2 separate regions of the Homo sapiens genome follow, and region 2 is linked to region 1. A link is a loop called in an ENCODE intact Hi-C map of the cell type or tissue named here. Cell type or tissue: right lobe of liver. All regions are shown on one strand. Each heading gives the region's core, and the rest is flanking DNA. Links, peaks and the distances in the headings are about the cores only.

The links. Hi-C counts contacts between places; a loop is a spot of excess contacts. Peaks named below come from ENCODE experiments on the same cell type or tissue, not always from the same donor. Only the 100,000 strongest peaks of a DNase experiment are listed, where the experiment ranks them.
Region 2: a loop joins it to region 1, with 4 times the contacts of the local background. A loop is called at or near these places in 16 of 110 quality-filtered maps.

The regions. Positions count from the first base shown.
Region 1 is chr4:170,028,970-170,041,035 of GRCh38, forward strand. It overlaps LOC101928198 (a long non-coding RNA gene), which reads right to left and starts at 4,034. Exons shown (of 3, transcript NR_125890.2): 1 at 3,815-4,034; 2 at 3,093-3,282; 3 at 2,805-2,929. In right lobe of liver, for the core only: no CTCF peak of the experiment used is centred there; no DNase peak of the experiment used is centred there.
Region 2 is chr4:169,898,055-169,910,120 of GRCh38, forward strand. No RefSeq gene overlaps it. Among named protein-coding and RNA genes, the nearest start is that of LINC02275, 72 kb to the right of the region's middle. In right lobe of liver, for the core only: CTCF peaks have their summits at 4,794 and 8,270; DNase peaks (open chromatin) are centred at 5,117 and 8,207; H3K4me3 peaks cover 424 bases; H3K27ac peaks cover 814 bases.

The DNA of each region.
Region 1 (12,066 bases), core at 2,218-10,217:
CAAAAATAATAAATATATATATATACACACACACACACACAAATAGTATGGATAAAGGGAAGACGCTGACCTATCAGAACAACTGCCTGATCAACCAGAAAGGATTCCAGAAATGAACACCTCGCATGGCCATGTGAGAACATACCAGCTAACACCCCTTTGACAGCGGCAATCATCAGAGAGGATGACAGCTCTCAGGAAGAAGAGACCACAGAACACCTACAATGGGGCGGTGCAAAGGATGAGAATCTGGAGGAGGAGGATGAGAAGAAACAGGATGACCTGCAATTGCTCTTCTGCTTGTATTTACTAGCTTGGTTAGCGGGTACCCGTATCTTCTCAGTCACTTACATGATGAATCTGGGCGTTACCCTAGATTCATTCATCTGCCTTTCCCGTGTCATCCAGCTGGTCTCCTGGCATTATCTATCCTGTCCTTATTCATTTCTGAACACCTCCCTTCCTTGCCTCATTGCCTGTCTTACTCCAGTCCCCATCATCTTCCTGATCAACCACAGAGCAACAGACTCCTAGATGGATCCTCTCTCTGTGTCCCCTCCAATCCATCCTCCATAGCTCCTCAGACTTTTCTTTTTAAGCCAATTGTATTACAATATGTCTGCTAAAGATCCTTAAGTGAATTCATAATGCCTTCAGGATAAGGTCCAAACTTTAAGCATGAACTGGCTGCTGCCTTCCTTTCCAGATTAGTCTCCAGCCTGTGTCCCCTAATATCCCATATCCTCACCAGTCCAAATTACCTGCCGTGTGAATTCACACCTCCATATATCTGTTAGTTCTTTTGTCTCTCTTTCTCCTTTCTTCACCTGACAAACTGTTGAGCCTTGGAGATCCAGTTCAGGCAGGATGTCCTCTGATCTTCCCAAGGTGAATGCCTCTTGAGTACTTCACCTGTTTTCATTTGACACCTAACCTTGATTGATTTTTCTTTCATCTCCTCCGCTACACTGTAGGCAACCTGATCGCAAGGGCTGTGTCTCAGCCATCTTTGTGTCTTCGTTCTTAGTCTTCAATAGAATTTTACTTAATAAATAAATACTTAACATATGGACTGATATAATGTTTAAAGTTTATTAATTTAAAAAAAATGTTGCTGAGAATTATAAACAGATTGCAAAGAAAAAATGCCAGAACAGTCACATCATATGCAACCTGCTGAATGGTTATGCTCCTAACAATAAGTTAGGAGACTAAGATAATTGAGCTCTCAGATTTGACCTCCTTAAGCCCAATGAATTTTCTTCAGCTTCAGAAATCAGGAAGTATTTTGTGAACCAGTCTGATGTCCTTGTTTTATTGGTCTGTAACTGCATGAAGCCCAGCACTGTATTACTAATTAACCCACAAATTCCATTGTTCTTTATCACTGTATTTATTTCTTTCCACAACGTGGTAATAACCTTCTAATTATGTGGTTACTCCTTAGAATAGATTTAGTTTATTTTTTTCTGTTGAAAGCATGGCACCCCAGGAGGGCAGACTAGCCTTTTTGGAATTAGCATAATTTTTTACAGTTCTATCAGCTCATAATGTCTGCTGGGGGCACCTGGTACTAACTATGGGCGAACTGATCACCAGCTTCAGGATCACCTGGTGGATGAAGTTTCCATTCCAGACCTCTGGATAGAGTAGTCCAAGAGGCAGTGATTTTTAACAAGTCCTCCTGGTGACTCTGCACACTCTATGTGAGAAACAGTTCTAAGTCACATGGATAAAAGGAAAAATAATAACTCTTGGTCAAAAACTTCAAGTAGCCCCTGTATTGGGTTTTCTTTGGCAGAGAGATCTATGTGGGTGGGAGAGGTATCTGCCCATTAATAAAAGTGTTGTTAATATCTGTGCTTCTTACATAGCCTTGGCTTATATTAGAGGGTCTGGAGAACATAGGAGAGTAACCCAGTAAAGTAGCTGCTTGTTTTTGCACTTGTTGAACAACATAGAGATTTTGCTTTGTAATCGATGCAGGCCCAATGGTACTCTCCAGTTTCTCCTTTCTATATTCTAACCCCTCCAACAGAGAGTGAGTGGAGCATTGGAGGTTTTGACCTCACACTCTTCCTGGAAGAGGACAATAAGAGGTGTATGATGCTACCTACATTAGGCTATCCCTTATTCCTGGGAGTTTGAAACAGCACAATTAGAAGGAGGGTTAGGGGAAGAATGAAAGAAACCCAGTACTTCTCTCTAGTCTTGTGATTTGCTGGTTGAGGAGAGCAAGGCCTCTTGAAAAGGCTGAGTCAATACAGTATTAGGAAAATATTCCCCTTCCTCATTCTGGGTTTGGACTCAGCATTGACATCGGTCCCTTGGAGGGGTGTGCATGTGTGTGGGTTAAGTGGTTATCCAGCTGGAAGAATCAGGAGATCAAATGGCATGGCTGCAACTCACAGCGGCAGAAGACCCAGCGTGAAGGGTCGCATCCTTCCTAGACCTCCCTCTGAGACCACACCAAAGCCCTTCCCTCCTGGAGAGTTTGCAGCTTGCCAGCTTGGGACACTAATGACCATCACAGCTGAGCCTCCCACCCCACCAGGGTTTCATTTTAGTCAGTAACTCAGATGTAGGGCCATGGATTATTGGCAGGAGAAAGGATGCATCTGGAACTTTGCCTCCTGTGTGTAGGGGTGGCATTTCTTGAAAGGTGGGTGGATATTTGCAGAGGAAGGTTAGAAAAGGAATGTCTTGGTGAGAGAAGTATGAAACAGAGCCCTGGAGACTCCAAGTATGGGGATGGCTGAGCTCTAGAGGGGACCCCTTTGTAAAGAATTTGACTTCACAGTTACTTTACTTTTGGATTCTGGAAAAGTCGTGACTTGTATTTAGCTTGGAGTTTGTTCTTCTTGTTCATAATTTCCTCAGGAAGGAAGGAAAGCCAGATATCCACTTTCCCACTATACAATGGAGGATGCTGGAGTTGGGTGACCCAGGGAAACAAATAAGCAAGGAAACAAACATCAGCAGTCAACATATGGGAAAACAAACACGCAAAGAAGCCAACATATTCTCCAAGAATGTGGCCCACCAGGTGAATCCTTTGTCCCCAGGCTTGACAGGGAGGCTGCGCCACTCACCTCCAAATGCTGCTTAGAAGAGGAGGGCTCTCAAGCTCAGGGGAGGCTCTGGCAGCATCATTGTGATCTCAGTAGGAATAACTGTGACTTTGCTATTGCATGATGAGAAATCCAAATGAAGCTCATGAAGTCGACTGTAATTTTCTAGGCTGGTGACTTTCATGGCTCTCCTTTTTTGAGTAGTTGTTTACTAGAATTAAGAGAGAAGAAACAGAATTCTGTATTTTATCTTTTTATTTATTTATTTATTTATTTTTTTGAGACAGGGTCTCGCTCTGTTGCCCATGCTGGAGTGCAGTGGTGCAACCATGGCTCACTGCAGCCTCAAACTCCTGGACTCAGGCAATCCTCCCACCTGAACAACCTGAGTAGCTGGAACTACAGGTGCACACTGTCATGCCCGGCTAATTTTCCAATTTTTTGTAGAGATGGGTGTCTTGCTATGTTCCCCAGGCTGGTCTCCATCTCCTGCCTCAAGTGATCCTCCCACCTTGGCCTCCCAAAGTACTCCTGGGATTAGAGGCATGGGCTACAACATCCAGCCTTGTCTTTTTATCTTTTGGATAGTCATGACACCAAAAATCCTGGTGTGGGCACCGTGGCTCCTTTGAGGGCAGAGGCTGAGGAGAAGCCCCAAGATATGGCCAAGGCCAGGAGGGATGAGGCTGAGGTGGATGGTAGAGGTGTACAAAGGCCTTTGTAGTGGTGTCTGGGGGACTTACAGAGACAAGAATGGGGAGAATGAGATGCTGGCTTGACAGTAGGTGGAGCAAGCTGGCTTTCATTTGGTAAGATTTGAAGGACCCTGGAAGGCTAAGCAGGCTTGCTTTATATGGGTATCTCGCTTCTCTTCTTGGGACCTCCCCACTGCTAAGTGAGGCTTTGCTAGAGCATGGAGCCAGCTACCCAAAGCCTGGGTCCCACCGTGAGAGGCCTCACAGTGGGGAGCCCAAAGGCCCAGGCCATGTGCAAGTAGATTGTCACAATGGGAAAGTGTGTTTGACACTAAAGTCTACTTTAGATGATGTCACAATTTTGACTTGATTCAACCCCAGAAATGAAGTTCCTAACAAATTGGACCTTTTTTATTCCCCATGATAAGAGGCCAAATGCTGTCACCTTCAGTATGATGCTGGCTCTGTCTTCCCCAAATAATAAATATTATTTCTATCCTTCATTCCAGGAATGATTGGCTGGTTTGTTTTGTTCTCGATCATGGATAAATATGCTCCTCAATAGCTTTTCTTTATTTATGTATTATGTGGAACATATGTCATAACTGCAGTTATCCAGCTGAGGAAGTAGGTTTCTTTATTTGGACCTAATTTCTTAAGAAATTATGTTTCTTTTATGATATTCAGGCATTTATAAGCTCTGCAGCTTTTCTTTAGAAGTCTTTTTGGTCTAATCTAGTAAAGTTTCTGGCACACAAGAGATGCCAATACATTTTGTTGAATTATCTGCTGGAAGTTGCAGGAAGAACCTCATGCTGGAGAATCCTGGAGGAAGGCATTTTAAAATACAGGCAACCATCAGTCCAGTTGGTTGGTCTGAAATATCATTCAGACTTTGGCCTTAAGTCTATTTGGTATTGATTCTGCTTTTCTCTCTGGTGACATGTTTCAGATCTGTTACCAACATGTTTCTCCCTGACTTCAGTCAGCCAGCAAAAAGACAAAATTGATTAATCCATGATGAATGTATGGCCAAATGTATGGATGACCTTGAAGCAGCGGCTGTTTTTTCAGCATCATGGTTTATGGGCTGTCTCATCATAGGTGGGCATTTCTTCTGCTAATTCCAAAGAGTCTTCCTTGCTGCTAAATCCAATGAACCCTCCTTGCTGCTAGTTCCAATGAGCCTTCCTCGCTGCTAGTTCCAATGAGACTTCCTTGCTGCTTTAATAGGAATTTTAAAAGCATGTTGAAATGAACCATCCCTAACATTTGAAGAATGTTGTCATTGTGTTTGTGAATGAACTGGGACAGTTTCCTAAAATGAATAGAAATTACAACTTGCTGCTCAGAAGTATGGAGCGTAGGGTAAGAAGGGCAGCTAAGAATTGCAAATAAGCATATTGATGTGGGTTAGCAGTGACGGGGAGAGAGAGAAAGTGGAGTATAAAAGGACCCTGCAGATCTCTGTCAATGTGATTGATTTCAGTGATGTATACTGCTGTGTGTGTATGTGCTTTTGGCCTGTAGTACTAATTACTGAAAATGGACTAAGATTAAAAAGGGAATTGCCAGATGCCTTTAGGAAACTTGGGCTGTTACATGAATATTATATTTAATTATATTAAAAGTCAACTATAGCTTATTGCCCATAAGAGACAAGGTAGGTAATGAGTTTACTCTGAGCACAACTGTTGGTTATCACTTAGCCATTAACCAGCCTGTGATTCGCCTAGCGCCAGCTCCCTGTTCTGAGGGCACCAGAAAAGCGGGAGAACCAAAGACAGCTCTAAAAAGGTCAGTATTACAAAAGAGTACCAAAATTGTCATCACAGGACAATCATGTTCCTCCACCCTGCCTTACACTCATTTTACAGCTTGGACTTGTTTGTGCATTGACTGCCTACTTGTTTTGGTACTTGGAAGCTTCAGGTTCTAAATGTCTTAATCTGGTTTTCTGTCTCTACCTCTTGTTTTTGCTCACATTTACTCTCTGCTACTTATTTTTCTTGAGAGCATTATTTGCCCTCTTTCATAATGTTATGGGAAGACTTATGGGAAAATGAGGAACCAAAACCATTTCTAGAAGCATCCAAAAGACTTCTCAGATGTAAGCCACGTTGTAGCCTCCAACGGCCTTCCTGTCAGCCTGACTTCCAGGACAGTTTTCAAAGGCTACAGGCATAAATGGTTGATTATTTCCTATAAGACGCTGGCTCAGGCATAGGTTTGCTTTAAATAGCAGTTGTTGTCTAACCTAAGGCATTAGACATAAGATATGATACACAAGTCAGGAACACATAAGTTACATAATTCAAGGATCTCTGGCTCTTTGACTCACCATGAATATACCATTAGTTTATCTGTGAGATCAACCTACATTTAAGTGTTAATGTAGGTTGCATTTAAGTGTTAAGAAACCAATATTGTCTGCTTCAAAGAGGCTGCTGTATTTCCAACTCCCTTTTAAGGTGTCCTTGCTTAACCTCCTCAGCTTCCCCTAAAGTTCCTCTGCCTCTGGCTCCATCAGGGTCTCACTTCCTGAAGGAGAAGGCCATGGTCTGAGTATACCTTTCTGTAAGCAGTGCCTGGGGGCCCAGAAGCTGAGAAGCAGCCCAGGAGGATGGAGACCTACTCAGTGCTCAAGGTCACCTTTGGTCAGGAGTGTCCTACCCTGCTTCATGTACCAGCCACTTCCTGGCCCCTGTCCTTGGTCACCAGGGTTGAGGATGATGGAAGAATGTGGTGATCATTCACCACTGCCCTTAGCTACCCAATGGCCTCCCAGCCCTTCCTGATGGCAGAAGAGGTTGAAGCCTGGGGTTGGGGCTGAAAGGACTCTTCCACTGTCCTCTTCTTGTCCCTGCTTCCCCAAGCATGGGCTGCGGGCTTGCTAGTTTCTTGCCAGTTTCTTCAGGCACTGTTACACCTGCCCCAGTTTTATTCAAGATACCTTGGGTGTTATGGATGACCCCTGGGGATTTCCTCAGAATCCCCTAAAATCTAGTCCACCTGTCAGAATTGCAGCTCTGTCTGGGGTTGCAGTAAGAGCAAGCAGTTGCTTGAAAGAGGCCTGGGGGTGGGACCATGGAATGACAAGAAACAGAATTTAAGAAGCAGGTAGGTATGTCTTCATTTTATACTCTTGTCAACCGAGTGTAACTTTTTAATGGAATCAGTATATTTAATATAAACAAATGCATATTGATTGTTTTGGGGAGAGAGTGTTTTTCATTTGTTGCATTAACTCTCAGACTGTATCATTCTAGACATTAAGATGACTACACATCACCACCGTGTCACTGAAGTGGTAAATTGGGAAATATTGTATGAGCTTCAGTACGATTTGCTCTTAATGTCACCATGAGAAATTAGCCATATGATTCATGCATTTTAGAATGGATTAGATTCAATATTTCAGACCAGTGAAACAAGTATTGTGAATAAGTGGGGAAATCTAGTCCATTGCCTACATTTTAATTCATTATAAAATAAATAGGCCAGATTTGTCTAACAGTTTAGGAACACTGCATAATTGGTAGTGACAGTTCATTTACGAAAGAACTAGAATGTCTTTTTTTTTAAGCCATAAAATAAATTGGACAGTGACTCTTATCCCATGATTTATTTATGGTGGAAGATTAATAAAAACATTAAGCATGATGAATGTATTTTCAGTGACAGGATTACAGCAAAAAAAAAAAATACTAGCAACAATAAAAATAAAATGAATTTTACATTTTTAATCAGTCTGAAGAATTTTGCTGCACAACAAAATAAGTGATATTATTTTTATCACTCACATTAAAATTGTTTTATTATGCAAACTCTATTGACGTGCATTGCCCATCTTCCCAAACTAGGGCTAAAGCCCCTTGAGAACAAAGGACTCATCTCATGTTCTTGCATCTGTTGTATCCTGGTATTGTCCTACACATAAAGGTATTGCTGAGTGCCTGTTAATGAAAACATAAACTTACTATTGATTTATAATTATACAGTTTTCAAATAAACTCTTCTATATTAGGAACTAGATATGTGAAAGAAAGGCAATGATTTCATTTTGAGTAGCTGTTCACCTAAAAAGAAAAAAGAAAAGATTATTTGGTTAGAAGCCAGTTGGTATTCACGGAAGTGGCTTTCTCATGGAGGTTTAGGTTCCAAAGTTAGTACATCGTAAAAATGAATCTAGAAAATCCCTTACACTGACCATAAAATTTAACATATGTTTGAGTGTATAATCTATGCAGTAATTCTTCTGCACACAAAAACTTCCAAAATGAGGGATAAAAGGAAAGTCCCTATGCCAATGTCTGGGTGACAATCAGAGCCATGTGTCTTGAAGGGATTTGTCAAATTGCCAGGTGAGTGGAGGCTAGGGTGAGATGTCCAAGGGGCTCCTGCTTGCCCACAGGATTTACTCCATTCAGCCTTAATATTAAGCCTTGATGGCTTTAATATGTATCACTATGAGGATTAAACCTGATAAGGAGTCACCTTTTCTGTATGTTATGGAGGGAAGGGCCAGATGCTGAAGTCAGGGAGCCCACTGCCCTTTTATCTTATGAATATGGTTTTATCTGATGTGAAAGGAGACTGGAGATTCATGGCAGTTTTCGGATTCAATTCCATCCTTTCGCAGTTGCTAGAGCTTCGTGCTTTAGCCATCCTGGAGTGGGGTTTGCTTAGAGAAGTTTTGATCCAGTAAAGAATTGCTTGATGAAGTCCTGTTTGGTTGGTTACTGCTCTCAGATCATGATGAACTACAGTGTGACAGTAAAACCAGAATATCGTTTATGTTTGAAATTTAATTTCACATTATTCTGGGTTTTAGGAAGACTTTGCCCAACCATCTTAAGATGGTCACAGGGGAGACTGCATAAGGCATAGTGCACTAGTGCAGTGTGTCACCATGATTGGGAAAAATATGCAAAATCTGGTGAGCAGTCTAAAGTCCATTATGCATCCAAAGTTCATCATTAACTGTTTTTGGGCAAAGATGTAGTATTTCTGTCCATTGCTGTGAGCCTGCTGTACATTTCTCAGCCTTTCTTTTAATGAGATCCTTACTAATTTAAGGCCTATCCAGGGCCTTGTTTGTAACTTGTTTGTAACTCAGGGCATGAAGAACCTGTATGGTCAAAGCTGGTGCAAGATTTATCCTGAAACAATGGTTTAGTTGCCAGGAATGCTGACTTAAGTTCGAGCTCCAAATATTAGCAACCATCATGACCTGACTGAGCAATGAGATTTATTCCTGAAAATTCTATGAAGAGCTTCAGCTCCAAATGGTTTCCTGGGGGTCACAAGAGCACTTTCATTTGCCACACTGTTGAGCAAAAACGAAGTGATGGAGAGCATGATTCTATGGGCTCCATAAATTTTTGTGCTCTTCTCATTTTAATTTCACTTCATACCTCCAACCTAGAGTGCAGTGTAATAAACCCCTTTCCAATGGGCTGGCATTACATGGAGGCAGAGTAGCTGCCCCCCCGGCACACGCTGAATTACTCAGGAGTAGGAGTCTCTGCAGACGGCTCTCCAGCCAGCATCCTTGGCCAGCCTGCAATGCATCCTTCTTTCCTCCCACCTGTGTGTTCCCACCTTTTGAGTTGCCACCTCATTTCCACAATGAGGATAATGGTCTTTCTCTCAGATGCTTGTGACCTCATGTACGTAAGTGTGGAGTGCACTGTTTGAAAGCGAAGCTGCATATAAAAGTGTCACGTGACTTGTGTGTGGTGGTATGGTTAGCACAATCGCAGCCTGGGTTGCACACTCAAAAGCCACGGGTTCAGTTCTACTGGGTTTGTGTGACAACTGTGCACACATGAGTAGCAGAAAACATTCATCCAGCCTGGGCAATATAGTGAGACCTTGTCTCTACAAAAAATAAAAACAATTAGCCAAGTCTGGTGGTGCATGCCTGTAGTCCCAGCTACTGGAGAGGATGAGGTGGGAGAAACGCTTGAGCCCGGGAAGAGGAGGCTGCAGTGAGCCAAGATTGCACCACTGCACTCCAGCCTGGGCGACAGAGAAAGACCCTGTCTCAAAAAAAGAAAGAAAGAAAGAAATAGGGGAAAACATTCATCCAAAACAGACATAGTGCCATCCTTCATCAGTCTTACTGTGACTCAAGTCTGCCAGTACAGAGGAATTGACTTACAGCAAGACACTTGATTAACAATTCAAGAAGGGGCCAATATTAGTGTCATGTTAGTGCAACGGACGGGCTGCTCAGATGACTGGCTGAGTTTTTCTTTCTGCAAGGATGTGATTTAATGAAGCTTTCCGGGTAGAGCATGCCGTGTTGCCATGGAGTAATTTGTAGGTGGTATATGTGGAATTGTGTTTCAAATGCAACCCTACTGTGTATGTATATATATATATTTGAAGAATGGTTCTTTTTTGTTAGTTTGTTTTGGGACACTTTAGTATAATTCAAGGGATCTCAGAGAAAATGCCCATGATCATTTTGCTCTTTCTAAAATAAATTATTGGGCTCTGATTTCTTCTTTTAAAATTAAGATTAATTTGTTAAAACATTTAAGTTGTGTAAATCATTCCCCACCCCCACCTCTTTTCTTGAATTGCGTTTATAGTGCTTGTATTGTAGTAAATAAAAATTATTCACTGATTTAATTCATTTTTATTTCTCCTGGGTTTTTTTTTTTGTGTGTGCTCCTTGTTTTCCTGTTATAGAATTGGTTCAGATTATAGTTTTTTCTGTCTCTTGTTTTTTAGTTCTGTCACTAATGAGTACATACAAATGCCAGGCATGGTGGTTCATGCCTGTAATCCCAGCACTTTGGGAGGCCAAGGCAATAGGATTGCTTGAGCCTAGGAGTTTGAGACCAGCCAGGGTAACATAGGGAGACCCCGTCTCTACAAAAAATAAGAAAATTAGCTGGGTAGGGTGGTGCCTGCCTGTGGGCCCAGCTACTCTGGAGGCTAAGGTGGGAGGATTGCTTGGGCCTGGGAGGTTTAGGCTGCAGGGAGCTGTCATCCTGCCACTGCACTCCAGCCTGAGCAAGATAGTGAGAAATTATCTCAAAAAAAAAAAAAAAGTATATACAAGAACAAGTTAGAAACACACATACACAAAACATTTTTCACAAAGTGAGTTTTCCTACATAAGGAGTTATATTTTGTTATTGAGCCTGCTATATGGAAATATGGTTAACAGATAATAAGAATGAGAAATGAGAGCTTCCCCCGACTTTTCTCTGCCATTTGTATTGACCAATTTATCTTTGATTAGCTGCTCTATGTAAAAAGTAATGTCATGGCAGATAAAACTTGTTTCAGTCTTTGAAAGTGATGGCAGCAGCAGCTGTCTGGTGCGGCTGCCATCACGCCAGCCGCTGCAGGGCATGGGGAGGAGGCAGACAGCCCCCTCACTTTCCCCCACAGCTTGCAGCGGGGAGCAGCACAACAGGGGAGCAGGGAGATCAGGCAGAGAGGGATCTCGATGTGGAGCTGGGGGGTCTTAGGGACGGACCAGGCAGAAGCCCCGCCCTTGCTCCTACCCACTTCGCAGCTGCAGCCGCCCAAACCAGTGGCTGCAGACTTAGATATTCCTGCACTCTTGGGGGCCTGGGAAGGCTCCCCTGCTTTTGCAGTCTTGGAAGTCCCTGCTCCTGCTGCCTGACTTCTCCCTACTGTTGGCACCAGCTCTGATCTTGGAGCAAAGTCTGGCCAAGCCTGGGTGCCATGAATGGCAGGAGGCAGATTCCTGGGTGGAAGGGGCCAGGGAGGGCCGGAAGGCTGCAGGAGGGGCTGCCAGATCCACCCACTGGAGTGTGGACTTGTGGTGCCTTTTCTGGGCCTCCCCATGGACCAATTGGCACATACTTCCTACCCTATGAGGTCCATAAACGCAACCCCCACCCCGCTCCCCAGCTCAGCCAGGGCAGATCAGAGGATGGAGAGTCACTAGAGGACCAGCTGCAGAGAAGAGCTATCCTATCTGTGGAGAGCTGGGAAGATGATGGGACCACCAGCTGCAGAGAGGAGCTACAGTATCTGCTGAGAACTGAGCACACGTTGGGAGGAGGCTCCTCTCTGCTGAGAGCTGCAGAGTTGATGGGACAACCTTCCTGCAGAAAGGAGCCACCCACTGTGGCTCTCCTCTGAGCTGTTCCAGCACTCAATAAAACTCCTCTTTGTCCTGTTCACCCTTCATTTGTCTAAATACCACATTCTTCCTGGATTCTTCCAGGAAGAATCCAGGACGTAGGACAAGAACTCAGGCAAAGGTGCCACTGGACACCCCAAAGAAAAAGCAACACCCCAAAGAT
Region 2 (12,066 bases), core at 1,562-9,561, 130 kb before region 1:
TCTACATCCTGTATTCAACAGTGGCGTAGAAACTGCTGTGCTCCAAATTCAGGGTATGCAGAATTTTAGTCCTTCCCTTTTATGTGAAAGTTAAAATTTAAAGAACAGTAAAAGGTAAATAAGTCATAATTTAATATAAACCTCAGGCAGAGGCTATGTTACTCATAGCTTTGCCATCTGGAATTTTGATAAATTAGATTTGGATTATCTCTTACAGATTGTAGTTTACCTTTAAAGAGGCCAAATGCTATTTCCTGTCAGTTTTCTTAACTACCTGTCAAGCACAATTCCTCCTCATAGCCTAGGACTGATTACAGTGAAGGAGGTTTAGGCCACAGCTGATCCAGCCATCATCTGCTAGCCAAACAAAGTGGTTAAAAATCAGTGCAATTCTGCCATCAGCCAAATTTTAGAATGAAATACTTTAGGGGCAGCTGCTCTTTTACCAGAAAATCATATAGCTTTAGCACTTCCTTGCTGTCTGAGATTTCCAGACCCCCTTGATATGGTTTGTCTTTGTGTCCCCACCCAAATCTCATTTTGAATTGTAATCCCCATCATCCCCACTTGACGAGGGAGGGACCTGGTTGGAGGTGACTGGATCATGGGGGCGGTTTCCTCCATGCTGTTCTTGTGATAGTGAGTGGGTTCTCATGACATCTAATTTTTTTTTTGTTGTTGTTGTTTTTTAAGATGGAGTCTCGCTCTGTCGCCAGGCTGTAGTACAGTGGTGTGATCTCGGCTTACTGCAACCTCCGCCTCCTGGATTCAAACAATTCTCGTGCCTCAGCCTCCCCAGTAGCTGGGATTACAGGCACACACCACCACACCCAGCTAATTTTTGTATTTTTAGTAGAGACGGGCTTTCCCCATGTTGGCCAGAATGGTCTCGATCTCCTGACCTTGTGATCCGCCTGCCTCAGCCTCTGAAAGTGCTGGGATTACAGGCTTGAGCCACCGTGCCCTACCAACATCTAATTGTTTTATAAGGGGCTCTTCCCCCTTGGCACTCTCTCTCGCTTTCTCTCTTTCTCTTTCTCTGTCTCTCATGTTGCCATGTAAGACGTGCCTGCTTCCCCTTCTGCCATGATTTTAAGTTTCCTGAGGCCTCCCTAGCCATGCGGAACTGTGAGTCAATTAAACCTCTTTCCTTTATAAATTATCCAGTCTTGGGTATTTCTTTATAGCAGTGTGAGAATGGACTAATATACCCCCTAAAAAAATCCCTTGGAAATGAACAAATTCCATCTATCTGTATGATAGACTGGTGAGTCATAGAGCAGCCCAGAGAAACACAATGGTCCATTATAGAGTGAGAAGTTGTAGGTGTTAAAGAAGATCACAAAGGAAACCAGTTCTTGCTTTCAGCTCAGCCTACATATCCTGGCTGTGATCTCCATGGCACAATCAGAATTTTGGAATGGTGCTCATTTTAATCTTATGAGTCAGGGCTTATGCGTATTCATTAAAACACCACAGGAACAGGTGGTATACAAAAGCAGAAAGCAAGAGGGGGTACAGAGAGCAGTCAAACATTTTTTCCAGTGAATGTGGGAGAAAGAGAGGAGAGAGGAAAAACTATGTACATTTCGGGAATTTCCTCTGGTTGTTTTGTGGGCAGAGTGACATTCAAGGATACAGGCTCAGATGGGGTTATAAGCCATTGGGGGTTACAATTAGACTTCTAGTTCCATTTGTCTTTTGCTTTGAGGAGTTTCTGTGGTTTTCTCTGGGAGAGTGATAGTACTGGTTTGGGATCTCTCTCTGTGTTGAACTCTTCCAGGTCCTTCTTGAGAAGACATGAATAACTCTGCACTGTCTTTTTCCATAACTTGAGAGGAATTAAAAAATAATATTTAGGCCAGGCACAGTGGCTCATGCCTGTAATTACAGCACTTTGGGAGGCTGAGGCGGGCGGATCACCTGAGGTCAGGAGTTCGAGACCAGATTGGCCAACATGGTGAAACCCCATCTATACTAAAAATACAAAAATTGGCAGGGTGTGGTGGTGCTCGCCTGTAATCCCAGCTACTCAGGAGGCTGTGGCAGGAGAATCACTTGAACCCAGGAGGCGGAGGTTGCAGTGAGCCAAGATTGTGCCACTGCACTCCAGCCTGGGTGACAGAGTGAGACCCTGTCTCAAATAATAATAATAATAATATTTAGGCATTTTAAATTGGACAAGCACACAAGAACATCGCTGCTGTAACTGGGATGGACTCAGCACATATGTTCATGGATCTTCCCACTCATCTTGCTCTCACTTGGCTTTTGCCTGGCTGGGAATGGCCATCTGAGCCACTGGTACATCAGTGTGTAAACCTGCCAAGTTCAGCTTGGGTCTCTGTCTTCCATAAAGCCTGCCAACCCACACATCTGGACTTCCTTCTGTCACTGCTACACAGATTCCATATATGTTTCCTGAATGTTTTTGTGTTCCACCTGAAACACCAGCAATTCCAATTGTGGGATTATATCTTTAGTAAATGTCTTCTATAGCCACGTGGCGGCAAGCACAGAGTAGCACACAGTGGGTTCTTGGGTAAATATCGGTCAAAGGTGTGAGTCATAGAGAACAATTAGAGCTAGAAATTTATTGCCAGAAAGAAGAGAAAGGAAAAGCAGGACTGTAGGAGGGGTGGGGAAACTCAGCTTAAGGCTACCCAACTGACCATTTGCTTGTGAAATGTCTTCACCTGTTTTGGAGGACAGCGGAATGTGTATCTGTTTCCACGTCTAACAGCTGAAGGGTAAAAATATCTCAGTTTAGAGCTCTTTCTCAGGCATCAATCTGGTCATTTGGGCTGCCCTTCTCTTGGACTTAGTTATTCCAGGTGTAGGATACGGGGGCCACTTGTGCACCAGAACAGAAGGAGCCCCTACGGGGGACGTGTTGAGAAGACTGTGTGGGCATGGAGAAGTGGTTCTATATGGAAGTCCTTCTAAAGGCCAAGATAAGAGACCCCCTTCACCCCCCCACCCCAACTCCTCTCAGCATTTTTAGAGACTGGGAAGCATTTCTTGACAGTGCTTTGTTTCTGAAAGAAAGCAAGACAGAAAAATTTGGAGTCACTATCCAGGAGATACTTTGTCCTCCTAGAGAAAATAAGGCTCAGAAACAGTGGTCTGAGTATTTGTCTTAGAAGAAGTGGATACAACTGAATCTGAATGAATCTTTCTCCCATGATGAAACAAAAAATTCCAGCACAAAATCTGTGAGAATCTTTGTTGTGAGAAATGTGAGAAAATGAAATAAATTTTAGCCCTGATGAAAAAAAAATTGTTAACCCAAAAATGAGCGGTTACTAAATGTAAGACACAGAGATGTATGTATACATATTTATATACACATGTATAGATAATTGACACATTATATATATGATGTGATCTACCACACACACAGGCCTACAGGCAATTGACAAGTAGGAAATGAGGAAGTCAATCAGTCAATCAGTTTCAAGGACTCTGCTGGGTGATCTACATTGTTATGTGCCCTGAAGGGTAAATATAAAGGGACAGGTGTCCAGATTGCCCTGCCTTAGAATTAGCTGCCTTTTTTTTTTTTTTTTTTTTTGAGGCGGAGTCTTGCTCTGTTGCCCAGGCTGGAGTGCAGTGTCACGATCTCAGCTCACTACAGCCTCCGCCTCCTGGGTTCAAGCAATTCTCCTGTCTCAGCCTCCTGAGTAGCTGGTATTACAGGCACCCGCCACCATGCCCGGCTAATTTTTGTATTTTTAGTAGATATGGGGTTTCACCATGCTGGCCAGATCTGGAACTCCTGACCTCAGGTGATCTGCCTGCCTCGGCCTCCAAAAGTTCTGGGATTACAGGCGTGAGCCACCGCATCCAGCTAGAATTAGTTTTTAATAAAGAAAAGAGGCTGAGTAGAACCTTACTAGGACATCAAATAGTCCTGGTCAGGGAAATAGAGACAGTAAGAACAGAGATGTAACCGCTGAGTTAGGGACGCTCAAACGCACTGATAGGACTGCAAATCCTATGTTTGGATGCGGCCAGCCCTTGCAAATGTAGAGCAGTCTGTGAGTAATTTGAGGAGATTCTGCTGTCCTCAAATCATCTCCTGTAGCCATATTTCATGACACTTCCTCTCCTGTTCTAACATTTGAAATTCTCCCCTCGGAGGACTACTTCAGTCTAGATAATGAAAATAAGGTCATTGCTAAAGCCCTCAATTCCACTGTTTTTCAGCCTTTTAAAGCCTATTTTTTTCTTGGCCAACATAAAACATGCCTTCCTTTAATGTTATCTGATGTTTTAAAATAAAAAAGTTGCAACTAAGAACAATGCAAAAATTTTATTTCGTTCACTTCATCAAACTACGAAGATTCCCCTCTCTATCGCCTCCCATTTTCTGACTGAGGAGTGTGACCTGGATGCAGAGAATGTGAGCTCCATGTGGGGAGTGGCTGTATCTTGTTTGTTGCTGTTTCCCCAACTTCTAGCAGTTTTTGGAGCAAAATCAGGGCTCATGTTTGTCCTTCCATCTGGAAGATGTGGCTGTGGCTGTGAATCTGGATGAATCTTGTGCCATGAGGAGAAAATCAAGGCATAAAATCCGTGGGGATGTTTTTAACACAGAGAAGCAGAAGTGATGGGTCTGTGCCTTGGAAAGTCTATGACAGTCTTCATGGGTTGATGTTTTCCAGGCAGCACTCAGAAAGCTGCCCTGAGTGGATGAGCTAGGAGGTCCATAATTTCCATAGGGTAGAAGGACAGATAACAGTAACAAGCCACCAGTGGCCACGTAACTGCAACTATGATCAGAGAAACAGGTGAGGGCAGTATGGGTCTTAGAACAGGTTTCAGAAACTCAGGCTTTGGTCAAGCAAGAGGGGACATTGGGTACTACGGGGATGGAAGTGACGTACAGAGGACAGTGGCGTGGAGTGAAACCGATCATCTAGCCCTCTGCCCCAGACACCCCCAACTTCTTGTCATCTCCTTATGCAAGGACCCAAAGTTCTTCTGACTGGCTGCGCCTCCAGCCTCATCTCCTGTTCTGTTTCCTCTTGCCTGCAGTTCCAGCCACATGGATCTCGGTGCTATTGCTCAACCATGCTGCAGAATCACTACCATCTCTCAGCCTTTGCCCCTGATGCCCCCTCTGCCGGGAAGCCTCTTTCCCTAGATACTGACACTGCTTTTCACTCACTCCATCCAAGCCCCGCCCAGATTCACCTTCCCAGAGGTCTTCCCTGGACACCCCATCCAAACCACACCCTCTTTTCTTCTCTTTCTATCCTCCTCTCAGTTGCTTTATTTTTCTCTGTGATAATCCTCACTCTCTGACTTTACATCTACTGTATATCTATATCTATACACACACACGCGCGCATTTGTTTATTGCTTTTTCCCCCTACTAGAATGTCAGCTCCCTGCTATATTTCCAGGTCCTAGAACAATACCTGGCTCACAGCATCTTAGTAAAATGTTCGTGGGACAAGTGACTAAAGCAGATATGGTTTTGAATCCAGGCCTGGCTATGTATTGGTTGTATTATGTTGGAAAATTACTTAATCTTCCTAACCTGACTTTGCTCATTTGTAAACTAAGTTGATTATACATTTCTCAATAGACTGTGGTAAGGATACAGCACACGCAAGCCTGCCTGTGCCTAGTGCATAGTCAGTGCCCAATAAAGGCTGTGATTTCAGCTTGGTTTATATTTTAAATAATTTGCTCTTTGTTAGCTACAGATCTGAAGAGATTTCCAGCCCAAATCCTGTTCTGTACTTTTTCTTGAGCCAGGAGTGTAGGGTGGTGGTGAATCACTGATTCACAAGTGTGATGGAAATATGTTTTAGTGAGATGCATAAAGAACAAAAAAAAAAATCACAAACGTTTGACTTTTCTTAAGAATAACATACTATCTATCTTTTCCTTGTGGGAGAGATGTTATGACCTTCCGTATTATTTCAGTTTATGGAAAAAACATGTGAGTGTGTGTATGAATTGTAAACTCACCTCCGATCAGCCTCTGAGGGATGCTGGATCTATGATACACTTTGTCCTTCTGAGAACAAAACTCTTCCCAGGTAAATGCGCTTGGAACATACATTTATTTCTGTCTTAACCTGATTTTTGATCGTGTTGGAGGATGATGACAGTTGGGAAGTATAAAAGGAAGAAATCTAAGAATAGAAAGAACTAGATCAATCTTAGTGTACTTCTGGAGAGACAGACAATGCTTGAAATTGTGGTTGTAGAGACCTAGTTTGTTAATTTAAACCATCATTTGTCTATTTTTTAGAAAAGACTCACGAAGAAATTCTAACGGTGAGTAAAGCAAATCTTATGGCCCCAAATATGCCAGATATGCCAGATAAAATTAATATTTTTTTCCTGAAAACTGTTTTATATCATGCAGTGTTGCATAGTTTGCTTATCTGACAATGTGTATCTTGGGATACTGGAACATCAGTCACAGGAGTTACTATTTTCTTTTAGCATAAAAAATTTAAAAAATCTTTAGAGATGTAGTTCTAAAAAAACAAAAACAAAGTAAGAGGGGAAGGCTTGCTGAAGAAAACATGACCTTTTAAATAATTCATCTACAGTGCTTCTTGAAACTAGAGAAATACCGTGTATGGGGATTCATGTTTTATAAAATATCAGTGAGACCATTATTTGCTGAAAATGTTTTTCTGGCACTGATTAAAATTATTAATTATTTTACTTTTCTCACTTAGATTATCTAATCTTAACATTTCTTTTCTTGTTTCTTCTAAATCCTATCTCTCAAAAGGTAGGATTAATTTATCTTTTGCTTACAAAAACAATATCTGAGTGGAGCCCTGGATTGAAATTCAAGGACTCACTAGGTGTCTACTAATGTAGTAGGGATAACATTGAGTGTTACAGCTTGGAAGCTGATTACCTTTATGACATACAGCTTGGAAGCTGATTAGCTGTGTGACACTGGGTAACCCACTGTTATTCTCTGTGCTTCTATTATTTGTTCTATAGGAATAAGATAATGCTGACCAAATGATATACTAAAAAGCATTTGTGCAGCTGAGAAAATAAAGATGCTGATGCGCCATATTATTGAAGAAATAATTCTTGCTTTTGTGTCTGTTCTAGGGGAAAAGATTAAGAGAAAGAACTGAAAATTGAATTCTGTTCTACAATAAAAGTGTAGCTGCCAGGCTCATCCTTAGAGCCCGCAGAAAATAAAGAGGTGCCATGGATCCGGCACCAATGGTTCTTTCTGACAGAGGCCTTTGGCCTTCCAAGCCCCTCACTCTGCTGGCCTATTGGAGAATGTGTGCTGATTCCCAGAAGAGCCTCATGCCCTTTCTGCCTCCTGCCCAGGTCCTGGAAGTTTTCAGAGAAAAGGGTGCCATTATCCAAGTCTAATAATTTTCTATTTTAAATGCTGAATTTTATTATCGGGTAATCATCATTGTGGAAAGGCAAAGCCATTCACTAATAGGAAGCATACTATAAATTCATAGATGACATTTGCTCATGTTTTCCTGTATGAGATCTGGAAGCCAAGTGTTTAAGCATGCACCCACTCCCCCACAACTTTTTTTTTTTTTCAGATGGAATCTCGCTCTGTCAACAGGCTGGAGTGCAGTGGCGTGATCTCAGCTCACTGCAACCTCCGAGTCCCGGGTTCAAGCGATTCTCCTGCCTCAGCCTCCCGAGTAGCTGGGACTACAGGCATGCGCCAGCACACCTGGCTAATTTTTGTAGTTTTAGTAGAGATGGGGTTTCACCATGTTGGCCAGGATGGTCTCGATCTCTTGACCTCATGATCCGCCAGCCTTGGCCTCCCAAAGTGCTGGGATTACAGGCCTGAGCCACCGTGCCTGGCCGCACCCACCACTTTTTAACATCATACAAGATTAAGCTGAAAAATAGGTGATTACTAAATTTGATATTCTGGAGATGTGATGGTCATGGAAGATCTTTTGGCATAATCCCTCCACCTGTTGCCTTGGGTTTGGTCCTTCTTATTTCCTGTCTAGGTAATTGAAGTGGCCTGCACTTGGACTTCCTTCTCAATAGCCCTTCATCTGCTCTCACATTGTTGCCAGAGTGCTCTTCTCAAAACACAAGTTTGATCAAGTAATGTTTCATTTAAAATTCTGGGCTGGGTGTGGTGGCACAATGCCTGTAGTCCTAGCTACTCGGGAGGGTGAGGTGGGAGGATCGCTTGAGCCTGGGAGTTTGAGGTTGCAGTAAGCTGAGATTGCACCATTGCCCTTCTGCTTGGGCAACAGAGGGAGACTCTGCCTCAAAAAAAAAAAAAAAAGAACAAAACAAGAAAATTCTTCATTGCCTCCTCATTGCCATCAGTCTAAAGTCCAGATTTCTTAACTAGGTGCCTAATGAAGACTGGTCTTGAAAAAATTGTTTGAACTTGCAAAATATTGTCATTGGAAGAGTTACAAGCAGGGTTTTTGTTTGTTTGTTTGTTTGTTTTTGCCTTCTATGAATAGAGACTGGAATTTATTTTTGTTCAGACTATGTTCAGAAAGAGACCATTCTGCTAGTCACCTTTGGTTATGCAGAAGTAGTAGGAGGATTTAAATATTATTCTTGTGGCTGGCTGAAATTGACAAGGGTCCCAGTGAAAATGCTCAAAATGGGATGCTAAATACCCTCTTTAATAATGCAATACTTATAACTAAAATTTGTTGAGCCAGATTCTATGTGCCAGGTACTCTTGTAAGCTTTTTATTTGTATTAATGTAATGGCTGATAGTAATTCTGTTACAATCCCTTGCTATTGATGAAATGGAGACACAGAGGGGTTCAATAGTATGCCCAAGGACACACAGATAAGTAACCAGTAGAATTCAGATTGGAATCCAACACGTCTAGCTCCAGAGTCCTCACTCTCAAGCACTGTGTGATAGAGCCTCCATTGCATAAGCAGGGCTAAGCCCTACAGAATTAGAAACATCCTTCCCACCTACCAAATCTGGATGTCTCATGGCTTCTTTTACTAAGCATTTGCATGTGGGGTGTGGAATTTGAAGCTAGAGCATGGCTAGAGGAATGTGCTGCCTTAGTCTCTTCAACTCACTCTGGAGGAAGAACTGAAAAAGTACAGTGCAGTGGGGACTAGGATATTGGTGTCCTACATTGGTATTACATAAGGATGAATAACTCAGATATTGAGGAGTATCCTGTAAATAGTATGTTTGTCTTATTTGATTCATCTTATTTCATATTCTTTTAAATTAAAAAAATTAAATTTATTTGTATTGGTTTTTTTAAGACATGGGATCTTGCTGTGTTGCCCAGGCTGGGGTGCAGTGGCTAGTCACAGGTGCAGTCATAGCACACTATAGCCCATAACTCCTGGGCTCTAGTGATCCTCCCTCCTCAGCCTCCCAAGTAGCTGGGACTGTAGCTGTGCCACCATGCCCAACTAGTTTTACTAGTTTTGAGAGCAAACAATGGGATATTATTTGTAGGGGCTGACTATTCCCACTGTCAATCATTTTGGAGAAGGAAATTCAAAAATAGGCATTTAAATCAGTAGAGAAAGTTTTTATTTGGGCGGGGGGGGTGCTGTCAGAGTTGGACCTAAACAAATACATGGCCATTTAGGGGGCATCCCTTTGGTGGAGGTTGAACCAGCCTGCTGAGAGCTTGGTTGGGATTAAAGGATTGGGTTGGGCCATTGGGCTCCAAGGTCAATTCTTTCTATTAGCTGTTGTAAATAAATCTGTTAATTTGTCCTTAACCTTCCAATCTTCTGTAAAGTTTTGTTAAAGGTCATGGTTAGGTATGATGACTCATCTCAAGGCCAGAGAAGAGATGGCAAAGGCCCCATCTATCTATCTTCCTCTTTCCAATTGCTCCTCTCCACATAGAAGCAATTGGATTCCCACCCAGCACAGTGCATTCTTTCAGGTCTCCATGCTTTGTCGCACTCTGGACTTGGAGGGCCTGTTGTTGACCTCCCAATCCACTTTGTTTTCAGTTATACTTTGCTGCCTGCAGCTGGGGCTTACACATTACTAAGGATTTTCTTCATGGCAATGTTTGTTACAATGGAAACTAATCATCCAAAGAGATCCTGTTTTCAAATCCTCTTTCCACATCAACAGTACTTGAGGATGTACATCTAATCAAGTGATTTCAGAAGAATATTTAGGTTAACCTGCTGGCAGCTCATGCCCAGGGTCTTTGGTGATGTGACCCTTGTTCTTTGTACATTTTTGGTCAACATCTATTGATTGAGTGTATATCATGTATCAGGTATGGTTTAGGTGCTGGGTCTACAACTGTGAACAAGACACTGAAATCCTGGCCCTCACAAAGAGTGAATGCTATTGGGAGAAATAGACAATAAATAAGAAAAATAAATAGAAATATACCACACTAACAAGCAAGGCAGTTTTGTACACTTAGGCAGGTTGTGCATTGCACAAGTGTACCACAATCTGGAGGGGGGGGCCGTGACAGTGTTGACATCAGAGTTTTGTGAACTATTTATTTCTACAGTGTTCTTGCAGGTGTTCTTGGGGAAGATCATCTTTTTCTAATTTGCACAAAGCTGCTGTATGAGTTAATGGTAGGCCTATTAGTAACGAGTGAGCCTATTAGGAATCTGTTGCCAACATTCAGGTAAGAAATGATGGTAGCTTGGTTTAGGAAGTGGCAGTGGAAGTCGAGGAAAGTCTGTGTTTAAATTCTGTATATATTTTGAAAATAGAGCTGGAAGGATTTGCTACTGACTGGATGTGGCATTTAAGAGAAAAATTAGAATTAAGATTGCTACCAAAGTTTTTGGCCTAAGCAACTAGAAGCATCGAGTTGTCCTTAACTGAGGTAGGGAGGATTTCAGGAGGAGTTGGTTTGGGGGTCAAAGATCAGCAGCTATATTTTGGACGTGTTAAGGTTGAGATGTCTATTAAACATTCATGTGGAGCTGTCACATAGGCAGCTGGATATATGAGTCTACAGGGGAGAAACATGTCCAGACTGAAGATATAAATTATATTACTTTAGGAGAGCTACCATAAGCCATAATTTGTCCTTTAATGGATGACAATGTTGGCAAATACATAATTTTTATCCAATATTTGTAATAAGTTCTTCCCTATTATATACTTTTCTATCTTGTAATACAAACTGAATAAATAAATTTGTTTTAGCTTGTCATTCTGCCTTGGAAAAGTTTGAAAAATACTTTGAACACATCATTCCTGAAATAATTTGCTCTTATAAAATTATAAAATTAAGACTAAGACAAGTCTTTAAAAATTTAGTTTTAGAGAAAAGAGTAAATAGACCTCTCTCTAGCCATTGAATTTTTACGTAGGGAACTTGAATGTGACTGTATATGATAACTCACTGGAATTATTTTATGTGGCAAGAATGAGATTTACTGTAAATAGTATATAATATCATCAATTACTATATGAATCTCTCAAACACTGATTATAGTGTAGCAGGAAGAGCCACAGACAAAATCCCTCAGACACCAAGTTAAAGAAGGAAGGGCTTTATTCGGCCAGAAGCGTCGGCAAGACTCACGTCTCAAAAACCGAGCTCCCCTAGTGAACAATTCCTGTCCCTTTTAAGGGCTTACAACTTTCAGGAGAACTATGTGAGAGGGTCATGATCAATTGAGCAAGCACGGGTTATGTGACTTGCGACTGGGTGCACTGGTAATGAGAATGGAAGAGAACAGGACGGGGATTTTCACGATGCTTTTCCATACAATGTCTGAAATCTGTAGATAACACAAGCAGTTAGGTCAGGGGTTGATTTTTAACTACCAGCCCTGGGGAGCAGTGCTGGGCTATCTGCCTGTGGATTCCATTTCTGCCTTTTAGTTCTTCTTTTTTTGGAGACAGAAATTGGGCATAAGACAATATGAGGGGTTGTCTCCTCCCTTAATAGGAGTTTTCAAAATTGGCAAAACAAAACTTTATAAAGCAAAATAGGAATGTTTTACAAAACGAAAGAAACTACTGCCAGCTTTGTCAGTATAACAACCTGTTAGCAATAGAGGGTGATTTATAGGAATCAGCCATACGTGTACAGTGCACCAACTCTTTATTATTCACAAGT